Regions from separate parts of the Homo sapiens genome. Here region 1 is linked to region 2. The links are chromatin contacts, found by Hi-C or POLR2A ChIA-PET in ENCODE. All regions are on one chromosome and are shown on one strand. The core of a region is the stretch at or near the end of the contact, and the rest is flanking DNA. Distances in the headings are between cores, read along the strand shown.

Evidence for each region. Hi-C counts contacts between places; a loop is a spot of excess contacts on that map. ChIA-PET counts read pairs that join two places held with the same protein, here RNA polymerase II (POLR2A). Pooled maps may share reads with other maps.
Region 1: a pooled map of psoas muscle shows a loop between it and region 2 (2.8-fold over the local background). The contact joins two enhancer-like sites. A Hi-C loop is called at or near these places in 2 of 50 pooled maps. POLR2A ChIA-PET finds 5 or more read pairs at or near these places in 2 of 52 experiments (WTC11 and activated CD4-positive, alpha-beta T cell).

The regions. Positions count from the first base shown.
Region 1 is chr17:68,044,768-68,049,671 of GRCh38, forward strand. KPNA2 (karyopherin subunit alpha 2) reads left to right here. Exons shown (of 11, transcript NM_002266.4): 10 at 1,005-1,154; 11 at 1,737-2,087. The coding sequence ends at 1,829. Among named protein-coding and RNA genes, the nearest start is that of KPNA2, 11 kb to the left of the region's middle. RefSeq lists a silencer at 3,473-3,673. Within about 2 kb of position 3,269, at least 2 of the 41 ENCODE cell types and tissues checked have a DNase peak (open chromatin) inside an H3K27ac peak, as active enhancers do.
Region 2 is chr17:67,743,283-67,747,763 of GRCh38, forward strand. It overlaps NOL11 (nucleolar protein 11), which reads left to right. Exons shown (of 18, transcript NM_015462.5): 17 at 197-304; 18 at 461-1,249. The coding sequence ends at 577. Among named protein-coding and RNA genes, the nearest start is that of SNORA38B, 4.9 kb to the left of the region's middle. RefSeq lists a silencer at 3,951-4,245. Within about 2 kb of position 2,534, at least 2 of the 41 ENCODE cell types and tissues checked have a DNase peak (open chromatin) inside an H3K27ac peak, as active enhancers do.

The DNA of each region.
Region 1 (4,904 bases), core at 2,019-4,518, 300 kb after region 2:
CCCAATTTCATACCGATTTTTGGTGACATTAAATTTGAATGACTTGGCCAGGCACGGTGGCTCATGCCTGTAATCACAGCACTTTGGAAGTCCGAGGTGGGTGGATCACCTGAGGTCAAGAGTTCGAGACCAGCCTGGCCAACATGGCGAAACCCTGTCTCTGCTAAAAATGCAAGAATTAGCCATGTGTGGTGGTGGGCGCCTATAATCCCAGCTACTCAGAAGGCTGAGGCAGGAGAATCGCTTGAACCCGGGAAGCGGAAGTTGCAGTGAGCCAAGTTTGTGTTATTGCACTCCAGCTTGGGCAAGAGTGAAACTGTCTTAAAAAAAAAAAAAAAAAAAGTTGAGCCTTCAATAATGGATGCTAGCGTATCTGTTACTGTGTATAAATAATTTGTCAGTATGTGGCCAGTATTTCTTCTTCCCCTCATCTAATCCCCTAAGTTATTTTGAAGCAAATCTGTTTTTTTCATCTATAGATATTTATGTATCTCTTTAAGGTTGAAAATTTAAAGGAAAACTAACCTACATACCATTCCATATGTCCAGTAAATCCTTAATACCAACACACATTCTGTTTGGGGACGTTTAGTTTAGCACTCCATAGGCCATCTTTGCCCTTAGACACCTTGACTACACCTTGTGATGACATAGGATGCTTTATGAAACAATACACCCCTGTTCCCATAGCAGACCAGTTGAACTGGAATGTAGTGTTGTTTTAAAAGTTGCCCGCATGATTTTGATACATAGAAAAGGTTGGGAGCTACTACTGATTGTAAGATCTTTGGCTCCAGTTGAAGTAGTGCTAAAAGCAGGTACAGATCCAATCACATTGAGTGTCAACAAAATATAAAATGGACATAAAACTATGATAGGCTTGATGAAGGAATTGTTAGGTGCTTATTTCTGCCTGACGTATCAATATTCAAATTATTGATGTTTTCTTCATTAAAATAAAACCAGAGTATATGCCAGTAAACTTGGATTTTTTTTTTTTTTAGGCTGCTGAGAAACTAGGTGAAACTGAGAAACTTAGTATAATGATTGAAGAATGTGGAGGCTTAGACAAAATTGAAGCTCTACAAAACCATGAAAATGAGTCTGTGTATAAGGCTTCGTTAAGCTTAATTGAGAAGTATTTCTCTGTAGAGGTGAGTAATGGATGGTAATATTAATAACAACTTGGAAACATAAAGTCAAGGCCATAAGCCTTTTTTTCCCTTTTAAAAATAAGTGTCATATCTTTGTTAAATATAGTAAAATATCAGTGTGCATGGGACATAATGTACTTATTTGCCCCTCTAGTTTGGCTTGATGGTAATAAAATCTTTTTAAACTGAGATTTTAAAAGCCACCAGATTAGTTTCAAATGAACAACCTTGAGAATCTTAGAATATCTTGAGGGTAAGTTAACGGGTGTCATTGTAGGAGGTGATAGAGAAGTAGGCCAAACTCATCACCATGCTCTGGGCCTAATACAGTCTTTTCCTATTGAAAAGTGACGGTTGGGGAAGAAAAAAATCTCGGCCTGTTTGTGTTACTGTAGTAGCTAGCATTTATGAATTGGCAAAGTTTCAGAGACCCTCCCTCCTCTATGTCAAATACTATAATATCATACAGGATTAAAGGTGTAATATGCAGATCAAGACCTAGAGATTAAATACAGACTTCAGGTAGGCTGCTGCTTGGAATACTTATATCATTTTTATACTTATTTTTTAATATATTTCCAGGAAGAGGAAGATCAAAACGTTGTACCAGAAACTACCTCTGAAGGCTACACTTTCCAAGTTCAGGATGGGGCTCCTGGGACCTTTAACTTTTAGATCATGTAGCTGAGACATAAATTTGTTGTGTACTACGTTTGGTATTTTGTCTTATTGTTTCTCTACTAAGAACTCTTTCTTAAATGTGGTTTGTTACTGTAGCACTTTTTACACTGAAACTATACTTGAACAGTTCCAACTGTACATACATACTGTATGAAGCTTGTCCTCTGACTAGGTTTCTAATTTCTATGTGGAATTTCCTATCTTGCAGCATCCTGTAAATAAACATTCAAGTCCACCCTTTTCTTGACTTCACCATGCCTATGTGTTGCTTTCTAATTTGGGGCCTTTAATGTTGCTAGTGAAAGGTAACCTGTCCAAACTGATGGGATTAACCAGAGGTAGTCCTGGCTGCAGTTTTTGCAGAAGAATGAATAACATTTTCTGGAAACCCTCAGCCAGTGTCTCCTTAAGTCTCCTTGGCCAGGGAGATGGGCTAAACACCGTAAATTTAATCATAAATCTCTGCTGGAGCTACAAATGGAATTCTTTCCTCCCAAACTTCAAGGCCGAATGGGGTTCCAAGGTAAATCACGGCTGCACATGGGCCTCATCTGGGAAAGTACCCAGTTCTGTTTCGTTGATGAGGGGCATGAGGGTCCACCATGTGTCTTTTTTAAAAATGTAATTCCCAAGGGCTCCTGTACAGTGTAGGTTGATAGCCACTACTCTTTGAGATGGTGTCTCGCTCTGTCACCCAGGCGAAACCCTGTCTCTAGTAAAAATACAAAAAATTAGCTGGGATTACAGGCATGGTGGTGGGAGCCTGTAATCCCAGCTACTCAGGAGGCTGAGGCAGGAGAATCGCTTGAACTCCGGAGGCGGAGGTTGCAGTGAGCTGAGATTGCGCCACTGCACTCCAGCCTTGGTGACAAGAGCGAGACTCTTGTCTAAAAAAAAATCCCCTTTGATAATATATCTTTACCTATAACTTTAATTTTTGTATTTGTTTTTGTTGTAAGCAAGGGAGGAAAGGTAATATTCCTAATACCATTTGGCAATTATAGTAAAAACTGCTGACACTTACTTTGCTTGTTGAAATAATCTGAAAAGAGTAACATTAAAAGATGTCAGTGTTAAACATTTCACAAAGTATTCTTTCATTGCTATATTGCATTTTGGCTAAAAATAATCAGGCTACTTGATTATTTTTAGAACAAAGGAAATCAACATTCTGTTTCCTAATGTTGATTTTTTTTTTCTCTCATCAATCTGGCTGCATCATCACTGAAGAAAAAACGGGGTAATTTTTCGTTACTGTAAATCCTTATTGTTAAGATTTTTTATTTCAGCATTTGGCTGCTTTAATTGCATAACAGCAGTAAGAGCAAAGTCAGTTTTGTTCATAGGAGCCATTGGAAACCTTGTCAGATACAGGACCCAAGTTCAGAAGGCCATTAAGGCCTGGCTGCTCCTTACCCCTCTCCACCCTTGCTGGAGCTTGCCAAAACCCAGTGGACTGATTTTGGAAAGCCCTTGAAACGTGTCATTTCACTAATGGTGCTTTCTTTTGGGATTGGGCTGTTGACCTAATTTGTGATGAACAAAACCCGGCCAAATCATGCAGCCTCCCTCTAACTCCCCATGGGAAAGTGTTAGAGAAAAGTGTTTTAGCAACATCACCCATTTAAGTTTCATAACCCCAGCTAATAAAAATGATAAGAAACACCCAAGCTATCAACTAGGGTTTTTTGAGGGCAGAAGTGCAATTTAATTTTGAGCACTTGCATGTTAAATGACATGTTGGCATAGTTTGAAAGCTAATTCTAGTGTCTGAACGCTCAGTTCCTCCTAAATATTTGGGACAGTTTCATAACACTGTGTAGGAGGTGTATGCATCGAACCCTCTTAAACTGATCAGTTCGTGCGTTCCAGGCTTTTCACAATCGTAAATGTCTTTTCCCATCCTAGTTGTGGGAGGTAGCATGGTGCAGTGAAGTGGACTAGTATTTAAGAGCCAGATCTGTCTGAATTCAAATCCTGCCTCTTTATTGTGTCAGTGAAAGACCTTTTGGTGGGGCAGCTAAGTGCTGGCATAAGAAAAGTATAGATACTAATTCCTACATAATAGAAATATCCTAGATGAGTATTACGGCTATTCCAAACTTTTTGTTTTTGGGAATAGCTGTAATAACTGAAGAAACAAAGTTTCGCTGTGTTGCCCAGGCTGGTCTCAAATTCCTGGCCTCAAGCTATCCTCCTGCCTCAGCTTCCCAAAGTGCTGGGATTTGCAGGAATGAGCCACTGCACCTGGCTGCCTCCAACCTTTTAACACCAAAGATTTCTGTTTGTTCTTACATAGACTCTTGTTTTGATATATTTTACCTTCTAGGCTAAGTTGATTATTACTCTTCTTTTTTTTTCCCCCTTATCAGTCAGATACACATAACATAAGATGACCATACTGGATTGTTCATATACTTAATGATGGGATTCTACCGAAAAGTCAGATGTTTTGTCAGCCTTTAGGTCTTTTAGGGGCTTGGCATAGCTTTCTGAACAGTGGAACTGGCTCAAGGAGGGCCCACTGTGACTAAGTTCCTAGACTGGCTGTTAGCCTTTGCAGTATCTCAGTGAGAGGTCCAGCTGTCTTCCTGTGCCCACTGGTTCCCTTTCTCTTAATTCTATTGGACGTAATAATTGGAGCACCTCCTCCCCTAACTTCTCATTGGCCATGAGAACAGGACTGAACCACCCAAGTCCAACTTGGTGATGGAAGCTTGTCAGTATCAATACCTGATAGGCCCCTAATACTAGTGTTAATGAAGTTTCTTTAATGAGCAAACACTTGACTGTTGAGACAGCCACCACAAAGCCATATTTTCTACTATGAAGAAACTCATGTTTAGAACTTGAACAAGTTTAGGCAGAAATATTGGAAGCTTATCCATAAAAACAAGGGAATATGAGGAAAGATTGGATGAATGAGAAAACTTTGAATCAATTCAAAATTAAAATTAATGGTCAAAGGATGATATCCAGAAGGCATCTCCCGATTGTGGCTGCAAAAATACATATTTTAAAAGCAAAACTGTTGAAATAGAGGAGAAATGTAGAAAAACATGTACGAAT
Region 2 (4,481 bases), core at 1,284-3,783:
TTAGAATAAATTTTTTAAAAGCCAGAAATGAGCCTTTTTATATTTCGTAGAAATTGCTCCATCTCTAAACAAAAATGTTCAGATTTTATTTATAAAGACTTATTTTTCTCATAACTGTTTATTTATGGACTTTGTAAAGTGAATTAACCTGAAGTTAAATTTAAAATCTTAACTTCCTTTTCCTATTCATCTTCAGATTATGGATTGGATATGTCTACTTCTGGATGCAAATTTTACTGTTGTTGTAATGATGCCAGAAGCAAAGAGGCTACTGATAAATCTTTACAAGCTTGTAAAATCTCAGGTTTGTGATTATTTGATATATACTGATTTTATTTGTACCCAAGTATCACCTGAATTACAATTATTCTTAAAATTTGTCCTTAAATAACTTACTCATGGAAGATTTGTTTCTATGTAGACATTATGGTAAAAGTTACTCTGAAACTCTTTTCTTTAGATATCTGTTTATTCTGAGCTCAACAAGATTGAAGTAAGTTTTCGGGAGCTACAGAAATTAAATCAAGAAAAGAATAATAGAGGATTATATTCAATTGAAGTGCTGGAGCTCTTCTGATATTATCAATTCTCCTTCATAGACATTTTATAAAGCTCTTTTATGTGAACTCTTGCTTCATCCAGGCAAGAACGGTGTTTTGTTTGCGACCATCTCAGTGTCAAGAGAAACGTGTCAGTGAGTACCTGGACCATCACTTAACTGATGCTCCGGGGTAGGACTGCAGGTTTCACATGAACCTGTTCTAGGCTGTGGACATTGGTGTGGAGAGGTTCTGCAATTTTTTAAAAATATGTAACTGGGTTGATTTTAAGTAAAATTATTTGTGTATTGATAAAAGTCTAATTTCTTATCATGTGTTTTGAATTTTTTCTTTTAATAAAAAATGACCATTGAAGCAGTGATTCTAGGAAGAATGTAATTTTATCAGAGTCAGAAGCTGCCCCTGCTCATTTGTTCCACAGCTCACCTTTATTTCACACATTTGCAGTGTGTCTTCTGCCACAAGCAGGGCAGAGAGGGGCCCTCACACAGGCACGTGATTGCCTCCTGCGGTCTCCCCTGTCCTTTAGGACAAATGAAAAGTTCAAGTGTGATTCTACAGCCCAGCTTTACAGAAAGAATCCTGATGGCTGAATTTACCTTGCAGTAGTGAAAAGCTGCGTTTTAGGTCAGGCACTGTATGTAAACTTTAGTCACACATGTGGCCGTTAATAAACAGGTTCTCCTCCATTGTTTTTAATCTCTCAGTAGGCCTTAATGAAAAGAAATCCCAAAGGAACAGGGTAAAGCCTCTATTAATGATGACATTCTCAGCTGGGCACGGTGACCCACGCCTGTAATCCAAGCACTTTGGGAGGCGGAAGCGGGCAGATTACTTCAGGTTAGGAGTTCAAGACCAGCTTGGACAACATGGTGAAACCCCATCTCTACCAAAAAATACAAAATTAGCTGGGCATGGTGGTGCGTTCCTATAGTCTCAGCTATTCAGGAGGTTGAGATGGGAGAATCACTTGAACCCAGGAGGCGGAGGTTGCGCTGAGCCAAGATAGCACCACTGCACTCCAGTCTGGATGACAGAGTAAGACCCTGTCTCGAAAAAAAAAAAAAATCGGCCGGGTGCGGTGGCTCACGCCTGTAATCCCAGTACTTTGGGAGGCTGAGGCGGGCAGATCACCTGAGGTCAGAAGTTCGAGACCAGCCTGACCAACATAGAGAAACCCCGTCTCTACTAAAATACAAAAAAATTAGCCAGGCATGGTGGCGCATCCCTATAATCCCAGCTACTCGGGGAGGCTAAGGCAGGAGAATCGCTTGAACCTGGGAGGTGAAGGTTGCTGTGAGCCAAGATCGCGCCATTGCACTCCAGCCTGGGCAACAAGAGTGAAACTCCTTAAAAAAAAAAAAAAAAACCATGTTCTCTTTATGTAATGGGACCTTTTGCTCAGCGGTAATACAGTACTTAGCAGAAATGAAAAATACGGTCTCCATGGTGCATATCCCCTTTTTATTTATTTCATTTATTTATTTATTTATTTATTTATTTATTTATTTATTTCTTTTTTGAGACGGAGTCTGCAAGCTCTGCTTCCCGGGTTCATGCCATTCTCCTGCCCCAGCCTCCTGGGTAGCTGGGACTAGAGGCACCTGCCACCAGGTCCGGCTAATTTGTTTTGTATTTTTAGTTGAGATGGGGCTTCACTGTGTTAGCCAGGATGGTCTTAATCTCTTGACCTCGTGATCCACCCACCTCGGCCTCCCAAAGTGCTGGGATTACAGGCATGAGCCACCGCACCCGGCCTATTTATCATTTTTTTCAGATGGAGTCTTGCTCTGCCTCCCAGGTTCAAGGAATTTTCCTGCCTCAGCCTCCCGAGTAGCTGGAATTACAGACATGCCTCACCACACCCAGCTAATTTTTGTATTTTTAGTAGAGACAGGGTTTCACCATGTTGGCCATGCTGGCCTGCAACTCCTGACCTCAGGTGATCTGCCCTTCTTGGCCTTCCAAAGTGCTGGGATTACAGGCGTGAGCCACCACGCCCGGCCCCACCTTTTTATCTTTTTTTGCTGAACCATTTAAGAATTATCTGCAGACATCCAGATAATATAAAATTATGAGTTCCTAAGCTTTTCTTTATAAGAATTTTGAGCTTTAGCGTAGTGGATTCTTATTTTATATCTAAGAACCCATAATTAAAGAGACAAGTCTCATTGATCTGTGAACTCTTAGCCAGTAAAAAGAAGATAAACAACTGAAATGCAGAGGCAGTCAGTTCATAGATTGACATTTTACTCTTCATGACTTTTGATTTAATTTTGTACTTAAAGACTGGCTTCTGCATTGAAAAATAACTTACATGGTAAGGAATCAGATACTTGACGAAATGTAACTACCACAAACAAGACTATAAACTGTATTATGGTTTTCAGAATTATATGCCATTTTAATTAGAGTAGAAAATTGTAACTGCCTTTATTTCATTTTGTTTTTGAGACAGAGCCTCACTCTCTCGCCCAGGCTGGAGTGCAGTGGTGCGATCTCAACTCACTGCAACCTCTGCTTCCCAGGTTTATGTGATTCTCATGCCTCAGCCTCCCAAGTAACTGAGATTACAGGCATATGCCACCATGCCCGGCTAATGTTTGTATTTTTAGTAGAGACAGTCTTTCCCCATGTTGGCCAAGCTGGTCTCGAACTCCTGGCCTAAAGTGAGTTAGGCCACCTGCCTCGGCCTCCCAAAGTGCTGGGATTACAGGTGTGAGCCACTGCACCCGGGCATAATTGCCTTTAAATAGTAGTTATAAATTATTTCTAGGTTACCTGCAATCTAAATTACTAAAAGTAAACTAGGATTTTAAAAAGATATGCAGACACTCTGATAGGCTGTTCTTCAAGGCAAGGACTAAGCCTAGGTCCACTGGGACATAACAGGTGTTATGGTTAGTGAATAAAGTCTTTGAATAATAGATTTTATCTAACTACAGAGTAAAATTCTGACGGTTTGCTATAGTTCCTTTTCTTGGAAAGTAAATTATCCATGTTCATCATATATAGGCAGTGTGTCTTCTTCCTCTAGGCCATATAACACTATATATCTCAGATTTATTTCTGATTATATAATATATACTACATCTATATAACAATAAAAGAATTGTTCTTTAAACTGAAGTTCCATCTAGAAAATGACTTTTGACCGGGCGCGGTGGCTCACGGCTGTAATCCCAGCACTTTGGGAGCCTGAGGTGGGCAGATCACTTGAGGTCAGGAGTTCGAGACCAGCTTGGCCAACATAGTGGAACCCTGTCTCTACTAAAAATCCAAAAATTATCCGGGCCTGTTGGCGTGCGCCTGTAATTGCAGCTACTTGGGAGGCTGAGGCGGGAGAATCATTTAACCCAGGAGGTGGAGGTTGCAGTGAGCCAAGATCGTGCCATTGTACTCCAGCCTGGGTGACAAGAGTGAAACTCTGTCTCAAAAATAAAAAAAGGAAATGACTTCCTCTTATGAACCTTATCTGTTTTCCGAAGGAAATGTGGGCTAACGGGTTATTACTACTTAACATGCGGCATTTATTTGCTTTTTGCCTCCTTAGCCTTCTTTGTAATTGTTGGTGACATCATTATGGTTGAGTTCATTCTGGATCATATATCCAGTTCTTTTTTGAACAGTTTAATCTTAAAAAAAAATTGCAAGCAAAAACAACACCCATATACCCTTCATCTAAATTTACCAATTGGTAACATTTTATCATGTTTGCTTTGCTAATCTCTGTATTTTTTCTTTCGTTCCTAAACCACTGGAGAGTTATTTGCAGACATCCAGACACTTCAGCTTAATCCCATAAATACTTCAGCTTAATCCTCTAAAACAAGGGCATCTTCTGCATGACCACAATACAACGATCAAATTCAGAAAATTTATATTAATGGAGTATTGTTCTCTAGAGTGATTACAGTCTAT